Regions from separate parts of the Homo sapiens genome. Here region 1 is linked to region 2. Evidence: chromatin loops called from intact Hi-C (ENCODE). Cell type or tissue: mammary epithelial cell. All regions are shown on one strand. Links, peaks and the distances in the headings refer to the core of each region. The heading gives the core; the rest is flanking DNA. Region 1 overlaps KIFC3 (kinesin family member C3). Region 2 has its middle 33 kb from the start of KIFC3.

Evidence for each region. A loop is a pair of places that touch in the nucleus more often than their neighbours do. Peaks named below come from ENCODE experiments on the same cell type or tissue, not always from the same donor. Only the 100,000 strongest peaks of a DNase experiment are listed, where the experiment ranks them.
Region 1: it touches region 2 in a loop (3-fold over the local background); 3 of 110 quality-filtered maps call a loop at or near these places.

Annotation. Positions count from the first base shown.
Region 1 is chr16:57,762,646-57,765,479 of GRCh38, reverse strand. KIFC3 (kinesin family member C3) reads left to right here. Exons shown (of 20, transcript NM_001130100.2): 11 at 1-21; 12 at 1,233-1,337. Among named protein-coding and RNA genes, the nearest start is that of MIR6772, 8.3 kb to the left of the region's middle. In mammary epithelial cell, for the core only: no CTCF peak of the experiment used is centred there; a DNase peak (open chromatin) is centred at 1,029; H3K27ac peaks cover 375 bases.
Region 2 is chr16:57,833,778-57,836,682 of GRCh38, reverse strand. It overlaps a transcript of KIFC3 not described here. Among named protein-coding and RNA genes, the nearest start is that of KIFC3, 33 kb to the right of the region's middle. RefSeq lists enhancers at 119-618, 619-1,120. In mammary epithelial cell, for the core only: no CTCF peak of the experiment used is centred there; DNase peaks (open chromatin) are centred at 1,062 and 1,552; H3K27ac peaks cover 1,367 bases.

The DNA.
Region 1 (2,834 bases), core at 1-2,500, 71 kb after region 2:
CCACAGGCCTCGCAGCAGGACGTGAGTGTGGCCCCATGCGGGAAAGGGAAAGCAAGGGAGAGAGGGAAAGATGGACTCACAGGGAGCGGGGGCGCTGGGCAGGAAGAAGCGTTAAGAGTGGGGGGTGCAGGAATCAGAAGTGGGGAGCCAGGGTCCTGCTCCTTCCTCTGGAGGACAGAAGAGGGTGGGAAGTTAAGACTGAAGCCCTTGAAAGCCTCCTTAGGAAGGAGAGATCCAGACACAGCCCATCCCCTCCCATGGCTGTGGTTCCTCCCGTCCCCAAGGCCCCTTCTACCGTGTGGCCCCGCCCACCCTTGAGGCCCTTCCCACTATCGTAACTCATTCCATTCTCTCAGCTGTGGCTCCTCCCACCATGTGGCCCCTCCTATATCCACAGCCCCTTCCACCACATGGCCTCACCCACAGCCCCTCCCACCACCATGGCTTTGGGTCCTCCCATTCAGGTGGCCCCTTCCACTGCATGGCCCTGCCCACTCCCAAGGCCCCTCCTACCATCACAGCCCATCCCACCCTCATGCTGTGGCTCCTCCCATCTGCATGGCCCCACCCACCCTCAGGCCCCTCCCATCTTCCCACCATGTGGCCTCACCCACTTTCAGGCCCCTCCCACCATCACAGCCCCTCCCACCCCCATGGCCACCCACATGGCCCCATCCATCTTCATGACCCTGCCCATCTTCCCCATCCGGGAATACCCTCCTGTATCAGTCCCCTGGGCCTTCCTAGGAATCCCCCAACCCCCTGAGGCTGTATGAGAACCATGTGTTCTCAGTGTCCACTCTTCCCTTATCTCTGCCCAGACCAACCTGCCAGCCCTGCCAGGCCTGTGCCCTCCTGTTCTCATGTCTGGTTCTATCTTTGCCCCCATCCTCTGATGGCTGGCAGGCAGGCCCAGGCCAGAGAGGCCCCAGGCATGTGCTGGCCTCCACCTTCCTTGTGCTGAGCACTCTTTGAGAGAGAGCAGGAGGAGCTGGGGGAAGGGCAGCAGGCACTGGCCTGTCTTCCCTGCAGTCTTTGGGCGGCCCGGTTGCCCACTACTGTCTAATGTATGACTCATGAGTCACGAATCATTGTGAGCTGAGTGACTGCAGTAACACGTGATGTGGTGTTGCTGAAGGACAGCATGGTTGGGGAGGTGGCTGGACTTGTAGCTGGTGGTCCCAGCGGCCCTGGAAGCCCCCCCACCAGCCTCCCTCCCACCACCCTCCCAGGTGTTCCAGGAGGTGCAGGCCCTGGTCACCTCTTGCATTGATGGCTTCAATGTCTGCATCTTTGCGTACGGCCAGACGGGCGCCGGCAAGACGTACACGATGGAGGTGGGTGCTGCCCAATGGGGTGGGGGTTCACAGTGAAGCATGAAGGGAATGCGGGCTCCCTCATTGGTCTTGGGGTATTGTGCAGTGTGTGTTTTGCCTCATTTGGTCCTCACAACCCAGGAGCAGAGGCTGTAGTTATCTGTGTTAGCCCTGAGGCACCAGGCCTTAAGAGGGGGCCCCCTTGCCCAAGGGCACCCACAATGGGCCCAGCAGGACTGGGAGAGAGGCAAGGGGGGACTATCATCACAGGGATCTCGGCTTGGGGACAGAGTCTGGGGCAGGCCACCGACCTCTCTCAGGACCAGGGCTGCATTTCACCTTGAGTGTGCACTGCACACTCCTGCTTTACCGCTGCCTTGGGCCGGGCCTGGGGGATCTGGGATGAGTGGCGGGTCTCAGTCCTCAAGGAGATCCCAGGGCAAGACTGGCATATGAAGGCTGTTGTGGGGAGCCCAGCTCTTGCCGGTGGTCCCTGGGGCCAGGCCAAGGCTTCCTCTCCCTGCTCGTCACCGGCACCCTCCCAGGTGTGGTGGAGCAGGTGGCAGGCCAGGGAGAGGGGCGTTGAGACTAGGAAGGATCTTGACTGTGGGCAGAGGGCAGTGGAAAGCTAGCCCTGGCTCTGAGGGGTGCTGTGGGATTGATTCCCTAGGTCAGGAGGAGGCCAGGTGGTGTGGCGTCTGGACAGGGGAAGGGGCTAGCCAGGCCTGCTGGGCGGCCCTCTTATTTCCCATCTGGACTCTGCTGTTCCCTCGATTCTGGGACTGGTGAGACTAGTTAGTGGGGGCAGGCCAGGCCAGGCAGGAGGAGGAAGGGGATGTGTGCGGCATCCTCTGGGCTCCCCGCTCTGCTTTGGGATTGCTTAGTGTTGAGGTGACCACCAGGAACATCAGAGCGTTCATCCTCAAGTGTATCTGCTGATGCATAAGGTGTATCAGGCATCGTGCCAGGCACAGCTGTGACCCAAACAGTCCCTGCCCCCACAGAGGGCCCTCCCCACAGGGCCAACCTGGCTGTGGGGAGACAGCAGGGTCTACACAAATCAGCAAGTGTCCTGTCAGGCCAGGGAGAAAAATAAAGCCAGGAATGCGGAACTGACTAGGGGGAGGGACAGGGCATTTGGGGGTGCTGGGCGAAGGAGCAGCCTCCCTGAGGGGGCATCTTGGGAGCAGCCTCCCTGAGGGAGATGACGGAGCCGGCCAAGGGGCGGTCAGAGGAGTACCCGGGGCAGAGGGAGCTGCAGGGCTGAGGCCAAGAGGCCAGAGCATGCCAGGGGCACCTGAGGCCCAGCCAGGAGGCCCCTGTGGCCGGAATAGAGAGTGAGTGAGAGGTGCTATCAGAAGAGGGGTGAGGGCCAGGCTCCCAGGGCCTCGAGGTCCCGGGTGGGGACTCCAGGTTTCCTTCTAGAAAGGCCGGCCCACCCGTCCTTCCCCAGGACACTGGCCCGCTCCTCCTTGTGCCTCCTCTCTACCACCCACAGAGCCCAGGTCTCAGCCTCCC
Region 2 (2,905 bases), core at 116-2,615:
GGGCTGAGATGTCCCATAAAGGGCTGAGAAAGCCAGGAGAATGGTTTTGGAGCAAGAGGGTACATTTTTGTTTTCTTTTTGTGCCTTTTGGGGTAGTTCGATTAGACAGAAGGAATTTGCAGCCTGAGACCAGAAAGTCTACCATTCATTCCCTTCTTGACCTTGCCTGGGCTGCTCAACTTCTGCCCAGAGGCTTAGCTCTTCATCAGGAGAAAATAATGCTCTTAGCTCCACCAAGCTGATAAGGGCCAAGGAGAAAATGCCTGCACTGGCCAGGCACAGTGGCTCAAACCTGTAATGCCAGCACTGTGGGAGGCTGAGGTGGGAGGATCTCTTGAGCCCAGGAGTTCAAGACCAGACTGGGCAACATGGTGAAATCCTGTTTCTACCAAAAATACAAAAATTAGCCGGGTGTAGTGGAATGCCTGTAGTCCCACCTATTTGGGAGCCTGAGGTGGAAGGATCGCTAGACCCCAGGAAGGTCAAGGCTGCAGTGAGCCCATGATCTTGCTACTGCATTCTGGCCTGGGCGACAGAGGCCCTGACTCAAAACAAGCAAAACAGAGAAAATTCCTGCGTCACCCTTTGAGTTCCCTGAGAAGGGCAACCTGAATGCCAGCTTCAGGCTGGCGACTGGGTTTCCCTCTGGAATCTAGTGTGTTCTGGGTTGGAAGTGAGGGCCTGGAGAGAGGCGCCCAGGCTGGAATGGAGTTTTTGTTTGTTTTTTGTTTCTGAGATGTAGTCTCACTCTGTCATCTAGGCTAGAGTGCAGTGGCACAATCTCAGCTTACTGCAACCTCTGCCTCCTGGGTTCAAGCCATTTTCACGCCTTAGCCTCCTGAGTAGCTAGGGTTACAGGCACATGCCACCATATCTGGCTAATTTTTATGTTTTTAGTAGAGACAGGGTTTCTCCATGTTGGCCAGGCTGGTCTTGAACTCCTGACCTCAAGTGATCTGCCTGCCTCGGCCTCCCGAAGTGTTGGGATTACAGGCATGAGCCACTGCGCCTGGGCTGGAATGGAGTTTTATTAGCCACAAAACTTTGGGTGAATCACTCAAAACTTTGGGTGAATCACGGTTCCTCTGTTCCTAGTCTATGAAACAGGGCTGACAAGAGTAGTACTTTCCTCATTGGGTTGTTCTGTAACCTAATAAAATACCATAGAAAATGCTAATATGTAATAAGTACCCAGTAGATGTTCACTCCTATTATATTAATATTGGTCACTACAGGAAATCCACAAAGGAAAATTGTACTATCAAATTATCATAGTGCTTTAATATTCCATACTCACATCTTTGTTGCTTTCTGAAACACATTCCAGTTTCATATTTTAGAGCAGGCTGAGTACAAGAGACACATGTTCATTTTCTTTCTCCCTGGTGATCAATGAGCTGATTGGATTTTAATATTTTCCATTTTGTTTTGTTTTTAAAATAAGTCGTTTGGTAGTTTCTGTTGCCAGAACCTTCTGATGAAATCGTCTATCACTGACTCTTCAAATATCGGTGCTATTGTGCCTTTGGGGAAGAGGCAGCATCTCTCCCATGACTGTACCTAGAACAAAAGAGAGAACCCGCCTCCGTTCTTACTCACAGAAGGAGGGGCCTGCAGGGAGCCAGTCTTAGCAAAGAGGAAAGCACAAGAAAGCAGCTTTTCTGTTGCATTTTTTTTCCTCCTGAATTTTACCACCATGTCCAAGGATCTCCCTCTGTTTCTCAGATCTACCTCCTTGGGAAAAGCTATTGGCAGCAGTGATGACAAAGGTTTGAGCATAGCTCATGAATTGCTTCCTCTGCAGAGTTGCATGCAGTAGAGACACCAATAGGTAACACTCAATCAAATGGCACCTAAAGGTATTTTTGCAGGGCACAGTGGCTCATGCCTGTAATCCCAACACTTTGGGAGGCTGAGGCAAGGGGATTGCTTGAGGTCAGGAGTTTAAGACCAACCTGGCCAATATAGTGAGACCCGGTCTCTACAAAAATAAAAAATAAAAAAATTAGCTGGACTTGTGACGTGTGCCTATAATCCTAGCTATTCAGGAGGCTGAGGTGGGAGGATTGCTTGAGTCCAGGGGGTTGAGGCTACAGTGAGCCATAATGGTACCACTGCACTGCAGCCTGGGCAACAGAGCGAGAACCTGTCTCTAAAAATAATAAAATAATAAATAAATAAAAATTTAAAGGTATTTTTATTTTACAGAGACTTCAGAATTTTAACACTTTGAAAAAAGGATCAAGGTGAAGAGTTTACTGAATAATTAATGAATTGTATAATGTGTAAAACTTTTGTGATAATTTTTTTAATGTTCAAAAAATGTCAGGGAGTGCAGTTTGCTCAGGGACAAACCAATGTTTCCCAGCCTAGAATAGTTAAGACCAGGAGAGGTCCACTAAGAAACAATACTGGGAGATTATTTTCACAGATGGTAACTTTTGCAATTTTTCATCAAATAATTTATTTGATAATGTGTTGCTAAGCTATAGTATGTATATTACTTTAAAAATAAATGCATTCCCGGGGCGCGGTGGCTCACGCCTGTAATCCCAGCACTTTGGGAGGCCGAGCGGGCAGATCATGAGGTCAGGAGGTAGAGACCATCCTGGCTAACACGGTGAAACCCTGTCTCTACTAAAAATACAAAAAAGTAGCCGGGCGTGGTGGCACGCGCCTGTAATCCCAGCTACTCAGGAGGCTGAGGCAGGAGAATTGCTTGAACCCGGGAGGCAGAACTTGAGCCTAGATCATGCCATTGCACTCCAGCCTGGTGACAGAGCAAGACTCAGACTCAAAAAAAAAAAAAAAAAAAAGCAACTGCATTCCTAAATATTGAATATCATTAAGTGTATGCAGGAGGTATGATACCACTTTTTAAAATGCTACTGATACTCCCTAGGTC